Linked DNA regions of Homo sapiens: region 2 is linked to region 1. A link is an interaction called in ENCODE POLR2A ChIA-PET data of the cell type or tissue named here. Cell type or tissue: HepG2. All regions are shown on one strand. Links, peaks and the distances in the headings refer to the core of each region. The heading gives the core; the rest is flanking DNA. Region 1 overlaps ZBTB38 (zinc finger and BTB domain containing 38). Region 2 has its middle 7.6 kb from the start of ZBTB38.

The links. ChIA-PET counts read pairs that join two places held together with the same protein. Peaks named below come from ENCODE experiments on the same cell type or tissue, not always from the same donor. Only the 100,000 strongest peaks of a DNase experiment are listed, where the experiment ranks them.
Region 2: POLR2A ChIA-PET joins it to region 1 with 13 read pairs; 17 of 35 experiments call an interaction of 5 or more read pairs at or near these places.

What each region holds. Positions count from the first base shown.
Region 1 is chr3:141,429,163-141,434,544 of GRCh38, forward strand. All of the region lies in intron 5 of ZBTB38 (zinc finger and BTB domain containing 38), which reads left to right. Among named protein-coding and RNA genes, the nearest start is that of RASA2, 55 kb to the right of the region's middle. In HepG2, for the core only: no CTCF peak of the experiment used is centred there; DNase peaks (open chromatin) are centred at 2,489 and 2,889; H3K4me3 peaks cover 2,956 bases.
Region 2 is chr3:141,358,255-141,363,636 of GRCh38, forward strand. It overlaps a transcript of ZBTB38 not described here. Among named protein-coding and RNA genes, the nearest start is that of ZBTB38, 7.6 kb to the right of the region's middle. In HepG2, for the core only: a CTCF peak has its summit at 2,791 (motif pointing right); a DNase peak (open chromatin) is centred at 2,887.

The DNA of each region.
Region 1 (5,382 bases), core at 246-5,245:
TTGAGGGCCGTGGAAAAGTCAAAAAGCAGAGCAGGGCAAGGGGGATCGTGAGTACAGGGGAAGGCGGCAGGTTGCCTTTTGGGGGATGGTGAGTGCAGAGGACAGAGGCATATTGCTTTTTGCGGGGATTGTGAGTGCGGGGGACGGCGGCAGGTTGCCTTTTGGGGGATCGTGAGTGCAGGGGATGGCGGCAGGTTGCCTTTTGGGGGATCGTGAGTGCAGGGAATGGTGGCAGCTTGCTTTTTTGGGGATCGTGAGTGCAGGAGACAGCAGCAGGTTGCTTTTTTTAGTCGGGGTGAGCCTGGTTTGTGTTTCAAATGCATGGTCATGTCACTTACTCGCCAGACATTTACTGCGTGCTCCTGCCATGTGCTGCGGCCTGGAGATACAGCAGTGAACAGTGAGCAGCCTAGAGAAGCAGCTCCTCCTGGAGCTTACTTTCTGGCGGGCAGAGTGGACAGTAAACAAGCAGGCAACGACGGGTGATAATTGCAGGTTGAGGTAAGCAGTATGAAGAAATAAACAAGGTGATGTGAGGGCAAACCAAAGGGGCAGCAGATAGAGAGATGGGGTGGCCCCTCCGAGGCGACATTTGAGCTGGGCCTGAAGCACGAGTCTGAGCCAGCCATGGGCAGTGCCGGAACCGTGTGCATCAAAGGCCACAGGGCCAGAAGAGACTGGGCAGGTAGAGTCCGCCCAGGGAGCCTGTGTGCCTGAGCAAAGGCAGCGCAAGGAGTGCAGTGGGAGGGAACGAGTGAGTCTGGAGAGTGGACAGCACAGGGCCTTGCTGGGCACTGGGAAGGGTCTGATTTTATCCTAAGATCAGGGGAAGTCCGCTGAAGGGCTTTGAGCAGGGCTTGACTTGATCTCATTTGTGGGTTTGTTTTTTCGTTTTTTGTTTTGTTTTGTTTTGTTTTTTTGAGACAGAGTTTCGCTCTTGTCACCCAGGCTGGAGTGCAATGGTGTGATCTTGGCTCACTGCAACCTCTGCCTCCTGGGTTCAAGTGATTCTCCTGCCTCAGCCTCCCGAGTAGCTGGGATTACAGGCATGCACTACCACACCCGGCTAATTTTTTTTGTACTTAGTAGAGATGGGGTTTTGCCATGTTGGTCAGGGTGGCCTTGAACTCCTGACCTCAGGTGATCCACCTGCCTCAGCCTCCCAGAGTGCTGGGATTACAGGCATGAGCCACCACGCCCGGCCTCATTTGTAGTTTTTAAAGATCACCCTACATACTGGATGAAGGATAAGCCGCATGAGCAGTTCCTCCATAGCCACCAATTAGGCAGATGCAGTCAGTTCTCAAGCTAATTCCAGCTGACATTTCTTGAACCCCCTGCCAGGTGCCATGGACCACACTTGGTGCTTTTCAGGCGCATCATCTCATTCACTCTTCACTGCCCAGTTTCTGATTTATCCAGGAAGTACCAATGTAAGCTGTGATTCACTGTCTTGCAGGAGAACCCAGAAACCCAGGGTGCAGAGGGGCAGGGAGTGGGGAGCGGCAGTGCAGTGGGGGAGGCGGATTTAGATTTAACACCAGAGCAGCAGCTGGTGCCTCGTCCATTTTAGGACAACTCATTCTTGTGATTAGCTGGAGGTTCACTCTTCTTCAGAAGCCAGAATGTAAACGGCTCTTCCCTGTGCCGTCCCCCAGAGGTAGCAATCAACTGAGAGGTACAGAGCCACCTTCCATTCAATCAGCCAGCCCTTTGGGTTCACAAGGAAATGACGGTTGGCTTTTGAAACCAATTCTTGATAAGCTCACCCCTAAAATGAAAATTTTCAGGGAACAGGAACCCTGTCCTGGGGAACTCTGGGACACATCATTCCCCACAGCATTCAGATTAAAAATACCTTCTATTAATACATTTTGGGGCCAGGCACGGTGGCTCACACCTGTAATCCCAACACTTTGGGAGGCCGAGGCAGGAGGATCATCTGAGGTCAGGAGCTTGAGACCAGCCTGACCAACATGGTGAAACCCCGTCTCTACTAAAAATACAAAAATTAGCCGGGCATGGTGGCAGGTGCCTGTAATCCCAGCTACTCCGGAGGCTGAGGCAGGAGAATCGCTTGAACCCAGGATGTGGAGATTGCAGTGAGTCGAGATTGTGCCATTGCACTCCAGCCTGGGGGACAAGAGCGAGACTTCGTCTCAAAAAAAAAAAAAAAAAAATATATATATATATTTGGGGGGGACTCTGAGTGTCAGTGGAATTTGGGTAAAACAAGAAATAGAGACACGGCACTCAAAAGGCTTCAGAGAGATTCTCTAAGCCTGTTTGCCAGATTTCTTAAGCAAGCAGGTGCCCAGGCAAGCTTGATCCTGAGATGAACCCAAGGCACACGAGCTACCCTGAAACACTGCTGCATTTCAAAAAGAAAAAAGAAACCCAGGACCTTTTCCCCCTTTCATCTTTCCAAACAAGCAACCTAAAATATTTAACTGGGCCCATTGCATCATTCATGAATCTGACAGTACTCGTTCTCACAATCCTATGTGCACGCAACTGCAAGTCCAGGGCCCTAATGTTTACCTTTTCCAGATAATAGGTGAGGTTGTCCAAGCTGGCCTCCCTCTCTGCTGAGTGCACTCCAGCAGCTTCCCGATGTTGGCCTTTAGAACAGCCTGAATTTCAGTTAAAAAATAAGCTTCCCCTGTCACACGATGCCTTCTTGAATCTGATAGCTTAAGTGCAGTAAAATCTGATAAATGTAGCTTTTCTGTGCCCGTTTCAGGCCACATTTAGAAGGCAACATCAACAGGATTTTCCTTTTCCTAGACACAGCTCAACTCCATAAAGGACTTCTGTTTTGTAATCTGTTTTCGAGATCTGATGCGTGTGTTTCTAACACCCCGTCACGTGAGGAGGTCTGACGTAGTCACCCAACATGACTTTGAGAAAATATACTGTAAAGATGTGTGTGGGATGGTACAGCCAGCTCACTGAAGCAAAATATCCTTTGTCGGAAAACTTTCCGCAGGGAATAACAGACCTGCGCAGTAGATTTCACTTTGATATGGCCCCTGTGCTGGCCCAGTATGGACTGCAGGTTTGACTTTTGCAGGATTCCAGGTCAGTATCCTAATACAGTGCGTTCTTTTTTTAGTTAGGTTTTATTTCTACGTTTCTTTTTATAGAAGACAACTTGCCATAGATGGAGGAGAAAGTTGCTCTGTCGATTCTGTTGTTATTATGTACGTTAGGAGCTGCGTGGCCAAGGGCTGGCAAGAGGGCTCTTGGCCTTTTCCTCTGATTAGAAGATTAAAAAAAATGGGGTTCAGTCTGGCCCTGGAGAGTGGCTTTGAATAAGTGACTTGTAGTTCTCACTAAGAATGTGGACTGAAAAGGTTTACTTAACTCTCCTCTCTGTAATGTCTTAGAGCTTTACTAATAAAAATATACCAGATTTTACTAACAAGCCCTATAAAGATCTGCATAATAGGTGCATTAGTTAACAATTTAAAGAGATTTTTCAAGATTCGTTTTGCATTGTAAGAATTAGAGTTTATATGGAAACTATCATTTTAAGTTTTCTTCTGTGCATTTCAGTAAGATCGCCTTAACTAATTGAAGGGAGAGAAGATTTAATTAAGCTGGAAATACTGGGAAGTAGTTAAAGTCAGATTATTGCCAAGAATTGTTTCCCTTATTTTCAAATTCATTCCCAGAATGAGTGAACCAATACTTAAAAGCAATATCCAGGATAGATTACTGTGATCAAGCTAACCTTTGAGACTTGGAAGGCAAGGATGCAAGCAATGATAGATTGATTGTATAAACAAATTGTAGGTAGCAACCTCAAAGAACAATTTTCACCTGTGTATAGTGTGGACCGGACTGTTGGTCCGCCTGGTTTTTCAGCCATGTTCAAACTCAAGAAATAGTCATTGCCTCAAACTTGGAAAATTAAGGACAGGTATGGAGAGTATGCATATCTGCATGACTGTGGGTGTGTCTATGTTTCTGTATTCCTTGGCCTCCATCTGTCTCCTGAGGATTTCTGCTTTGTGTTTCATCACATTTTTATTCACTGTCTCTTTAGTCCTTTTAGGCTTATATATATTTATTTTATTGAGTAAAATAATTTTTAAATAATTTCTTAGAAAAATTATTTAATTAAGATTTTTAATTAAAATTGTTTTGACTTTTGTTTTGTTTTTTTTTGTTTTTTTTGGTTAGCACAGCAGTTCTCAAACTTTTTGGTCCCTAGACTCCCTTACACTCTTACAGTCATTGGGTATGCAAAGAGCTTTTGTTTATCTGAGTTCTTTCTGTCAATATTTACCATATTCAACATTTTAAATGAGAATGTAAAGAACTATTAGATTGATGCAAAAGTAATTGCAGTTTTTGCCACTACTTTTAATTGCACCTACCTAATATTTATTAACTGATGGAAAATGACTGTGATAAATCCAACTGAATAATAAAATAACATTTTATTAAAAGTAACTATTTTTTAAAACAAAAAAATAATGAGAGGACTAGTACTGTTTTACATGTTTGCAAATATTTTAAAGTCTGGCTTGATAGAAAGACAGCTAGATTTTCATCTCTGCTCCTGCCTTCAGCCGTGGTATGCTGTTTTAGTTGAAGTATATAAAGCAAATCCAGCTTCTCACAAATAGGTAGTTGGAAAGGGAAGGAATTTTTTAATAGCCTTTTCAGCTAATTATGGATATTCTTTGATACTATACCAAAACTTGACAAGTGATAATCTCCTAAAAGTGTGTTTTTATTAGTAAATCTTTAAGAGATTGCAGAGAGAACTGTGAAGCAATCCTACATTCTTAGAACTCGAAGGCACTTTCTCAAGGCCGCTCTCTAGGGCCAGTTCCCCTCTGCTCACTCTCAACATCACCAACAACGGATTGTCATGCCTACAGGTGCAGGGAGTACAAAGATGAATCAGATTGTCCCTGTACTCAAGGAGCTCATAGGGAAGATATAAATGTGAACAAATGCATGATACCGTACATTGTAATGATGGGAAACCAAAAACTAGAAATTCCAGAGGAACAAGGCTATGCAGATAAGACATCAACTGAGACAAGAACAAATGAGGATTGCCAGGTAGGGGAACTAGGGACTGGGAGAGAAGGATAATCTTAAGAGGAAAAACAGTTTCTCTCCTAAGGCTTTATTCAGGCAGAATGTAGAAGTCTTCCAAAGTTATAAGAAAAGGGACCTATGACGAGGGAGAGTGTGTGCTGTGTGTGCACTGGGGGGGCGGGGGGAGTATGGTTGTAGGGAGTGGGGAGGCTAGGATGGAGAAGGGGACTTCTGCTTTTTACCTTAATGCATATCTGTGCTGTTTCAGTCTTTGACCATGAGCATAGATTCATTTTCTTTTTCTAAACCTAGGAAATTCTA
Region 2 (5,382 bases), core at 141-5,140, 71 kb before region 1:
AACCTCAGAGGCAAGTTAAATTTTGATAGACCAAGATGGTGGGAGGGATCCTGCCAGGCCCAGGGAACAAAGGAGCAAAGGCAGAGAAGCAGTGAAGCACAGGTTGTGTGTCTGGAAGCCTTGCGATCTGTCCAATTGTCTGCCATATAGGGAAGTCAGGAGGATTTAAATTAGATGATAGTTTGAGGCCAGAGGGTGGAAAACTTTGAAAGTCAAGGAAATGAATTTGTGCTTTATTTTCTAGATAATAGATCACCACTGAAATGTTCTTTTAAAAATGGCTTTATTATGATATGATTCACACATCATTCAATTCACCTATTTAAAGTGTAAAATGCACCCTTTTAAAGTGTATAATTCAAATTTTTTTAGTATAGTCACAGACAAATGCAACCATCAACATAGTCACTTTTAGGAAATTTTCATCACTTCAAAAAGAAACCTTGTACCCTTTGGCTGTCACCTCCCTAAGCCCCTATCTCCATCCCAGCCCTAAGCAACCACTAATCTATTTTCTGCCCCTATAGATTTCCCTGTTCTGGACATTTTATATGCATGAAAACATAGAATTTGTGGTCTTTTGTCAGTGGCTTCTTTGATTTGGCACAATACTACCACTAAAGGCTTGAACTACAGAATTCTCTAACCAAACTGGCTCTTTAGAGAGAAGGGACTGGATTCAGGATGGTGGATTGGGGCTGGGCGACCAAGGAGAGCCATTAGGAGGCCAGTGAGTAGCTGTTATGTGGTCATATGAGTGCTCAGTAAGGAAGATTTTGGCTGCAAGTAAGGAACACTGAACTACAAATGGCATAAATGACAAAGACATATTATCTTACTAACAGGAAATCTGGAAGTAGGTGGTTCTCGAGTTGGCCCAGGACTTACCAGTGTTGCCAAGGACCCAGCTCTTCCACCTTTCTCTTCACCATCTTAATGTACTGGTTTTTACACTCTGACCTTCCCCCTCATTGTTGGAAGATGCTGCTGCTCTTCAAGGAATCACCTCTTCATACAATTGCCTACAGAAACCTGAATCTCTGGCTTTTAAGGAAAGAAACTTTTTCCCAGTGCTCTACCCAAGAAACTTCCCTTCATGTGCCATTGGCCAGGATCATGCCACACATCCATGCCTTAGTTGCGAGGTAGGCTGAGCATGTGCCTATCTGCCATTGTCAGCCCCTATGGTGGGTGGTGAGCTGTGCCCAGCAAGAAGGAAGGAAGAGGTAGTGGCAATTGTGTAGGCTAACAACAGTGTTTGCCACAAGAGACAAAGAAGATCCAGGATAGTAGAGCATTCTTAGTCCAGCAAAGGACAGTATTTTTTGAAGATAAGAATGTGGTCAAATGGCACAGTGAAGATAAGAAAAACAGTAATCAATAAAAAGATAATGGGCCAGGTGCAGTGGCTCATGCCTGTAATCCCAGCACTTTGGGAGGCCAACGCAGGAGGATCACTTGAGCCCAGGAGTTCGAGACTGGCCTGGACAACACAGCAAGACCTCATCTCTACAAAAAGTTAAAAAATTAGCCAGGCATGGTGGTCCATGCCTGTGGTTCCAGCTACTCAGGAGGCTGAGGTGGGAGGATTGCTTGAGCCCTGAAGGTTGAGGTTGGAGTGAGCCATGATCACACCACTGCACTCCAGCCTGGGCAACAGAGCAAGACCCTGTCTCATAAACAAAAACAACAAAATTTTTTTGAGTTGTCTTAGTTTTTCTTATAAATTTGTCATAAGATGAAGTTTTAAAACCTCATATTCAATAGAAAACCAACAGTGCTTCCTATAAAGTGCCCATAATAATAAATACAAAAACAACAAAAGAATCTTACTAATTTCTAGTTAGACAGCATAGCCTACAGAAGACTCTAATCCTGAACCAAGCTCTCTACAAAAGGGTGAGATCCCAAGTGTCAAAGAGGCATTAAACACATGCACCACACAATTCAGTGTCCTCTAATGTCTGTCATAGACCATCTTAGCTCTGGGACCCCACAGTGCTGCTTATAATCTGTGCTGTTGACTCTAACTCCTGTATGACAAGCAAAGTCAAAAGAATCCCCTGTGTGCCTTGATGCTTGTTTCGGCGTGTGCCTGGAGTGAGGGATGAACGTCTTAAGCTTTGCCATCAGAAATTGCCATTTTTGTACATCAAAAAGGGTCTACAATTGTCATTTCTAATACAGTTCGGCCTAATCAACCACCAAAGATTTTAACATTGATTCTGGGGAGGCATGAGGGGATGGAAAATCTTTTAATTATATTTTATTATATTACTCTTATTTATGAACATGTATTATTTTTGAATCATTAACAATTCTAATTTTTAAAAAGTAAGGAACAAAAAGAGAGTGCTTAGTCTGAGCTGTCAAAAGCTGTGAATAAGCTGTAAGTCCCTGGGCAGGTCCCGTCATTTTTCTAGTCTAGGATTTCTTCACCTCGGCACTATCGACTTACTGGACCAGATAGTTGTGTTGGGGTCGGGGGGCTGTCCTGTGTATTATAGGATGTTTGGCAGCATCCCTGGCTTCTACCCACTGTTGACGGTATTACCCCCAAAATGACAATAAAAAAGTCTCCAGATGTTGCCAAACGTTTTCCAGGGGGCAAACGCACCCCTGGTTGAGAATCACTGCTCTTGTCCTCAGTTTCTCATCAATAAAAGGAAGCACAGAACCAAGTGCTTTAAGCTCACCTAAAGCACCAAATTCTCTGACTCCGTCAATGTCAAATCTGTAAATTTGTTTTCCAGAAGCTATTTTCCTCCAGAGCCACTAGAGGGGACACTCTGCTACACAAAGGACAAAAACAGAGCACTCAGGGAACTTTGTTTTCCTCTCCTCTTGACTTTGTTTCTGTTTCTGACCGCCCCAGCCTTAAATAAATAGTCTTTGATGTTGAGTGTGATAACCCCTTACCACGAAGCATGAAGAGTTGTTTGTCTTGTGCCTGGTGCCATAAAAGTCAGTGTTTTTAGATATGGCGGGGAGGGGAGGGCAAAATATTCTCTGCTTTTTAAACATTCTTTGTAAGGTAGTCAGATGAATCATGCCTCTAAAAAAAGATGTGCATTTCCATAAGCGGAGCCTGCAGGACAACCAGGCTGGGAGGTGGAAAATCTAGTTCTGTTCCTGGTCCTGCCACTTCTGGGCTGTGTGATGTTGGCCAAATTTCTTGACTTCTCTGGTTTTATATAGATAACAGAACTGAGGAAGCTGAGGCTGAGAAGTTAAGGTCACACAGTATGTTAAGTGGTCAAGCAAGGACTTGCGTCTGACCCATCAACTTCATAGAATAGTTGTGAAAACCAGAAGAGATGGAGAAAGTGAAAGAGTCTTGAAAAATAGAAAACCCCACAACAAGTTCAAGGTGTGAATGTGTAGATATTGTGGGAATGAGAGAAGGGGATGGCTATGGGGTAGCATGAGGGAGCAGGGTAGGTCCAGACAGCAAACAGAAGTTACTCCTTCTCCAAGTGTTGTAAATTACAGGAAAGAGCCTCAGTGCCCCCAAATACTTCACTACTGATGGAGCTTCATCCCTAGGACTTAAGGTCTCCATCCCTATAAAAGTGGACAGATCACTAAGAGGAGTTTACTTTATGCTCTGATGAGTTGTTTATACACCTCAGCGAAAGTGAGGGATCTACAACACTGGTTTTTAAACATTTTTTTAAAACCCTGAACCACAATAGAAAATATGTTTCACAGAGAGACCCAGCTCACATACATATTATAAAATCGAAACGAAAGTGTTAGTTATAATGTACTTGGATCTTTTCTATTGTTTTATTTTATTCTATCACTTGCAACCCATGCTGACCCACTAAATAATGAGTCCTGACCTGCACTTGAAGGTATTATACTAGAAGGTTTTGTGGAGGGGAAAGAGTTTAGGGTCCTGGAGCTGGTCTAGGGAGGAAACAGATGTGTCCTCCGAACAGTATTCAAGGATCCCTAAAGATGAACTTTTTACAAGTTTTATAGTTTTCCAAGGGCTGATTCTCTGAGGCGTGATTCAGGAGGAAGAAAAGAGAACAATAATTCCAAATTTGAATTCCCAAAATTCACCCAAATGAGTGAGGATGGGCCATTGGGTAGCAACCTCTAGACTGGATTCTCAGAGGTTATGATCTAAACCCCCCACATCATTAACATAAAATAGATAACATAAAATATAGATAGCATAAAATGACCACCAGCACAAAAAACATTTTTAATCCAACATTTATTGAGCCATTATTATATATCAGACATTGCACTAAGCACTTTACATGAGTGATAGGACATAAATTAAGTTTAAGTGTTCCCTGATTTTCTTCTCTTCCTGCCCACTAACAAGAGTTCTGGCTTTGTTTGTCCAATTTCTTTTTCTGCCCCAACAGAAGAAGAACTGGACAGAGCGGAAGGACCAGAGGAAGGCTGATTAGGACTGGAGAAAAGATTTCAGGGAGTTTGGGAGAAAGAAAGGGAGGCAGAAGCTATGGGGTGTAAGAGGCTTGGATAGGAGGGGAAAAGGATGCTGAGGGGAATTGAAGGGGCTCTTTGTGATGTTTGAGAAATGCAAGTATTAATATGAGTTAATTAGAAATTACTTTTGGTGACTAGACTGGGTTTCTTGGGCTGCAACCCTGCCCCCCACCCCAAGACTGCACCCTGTAGGTCATGGTCTGAATAGGGTTACATATGCATTATCTTATTTAATCTGCATAACAAACCCATGAGGTGGTATTAGTATTTCCTTTTTCTCAGATGAAGAAAAAGAACTTGATACAGTCTAAGTAACCTTACATTACATGCAGCTAATAAATAGTGAAACCAGGACTGGGACTTAAGACTTTTGATCATGAAAGCACAAGCTCTTAAGTCCGTGAGCATAGATGATTCCCAGTATAAACAATACCAGTTAATAAAATACTCGAGAATAAATTTAACAAAAGAATTGCAAGACTTGTACACTGAAAACAACAAAACATTGCTGAAATAAATCAAAGATCTAAATAAATGAGAAGGTTTCCTAGGTTTATGAATCAGATGACTGAATATTGCTAATATGGGATTACTCCCAAAATTGATCTGCAGGTACCATTTAACATCTATCAAAACCCCAGCTGTATTTTTTGCAGAAATTGAGAAGCTGATCCTAAAAATCATATGGCAATGCAAGGGATCCAGAATAGCCAAACGATTTTGAAAGAGAACAAAGTTGGTGGACTCACACTTCCTAATTTCCAAACATAATATGAAGCTATAGTAATCAAAACAGTGTGGTACTGACATGACAATAGATATCTAAATCAATGGAATAGAATTAAGAGTCCAAGAATAAATATTAATATTTATGGTCAGTTGATTTTTGACAAAGGGGCCAAGACAATTCAA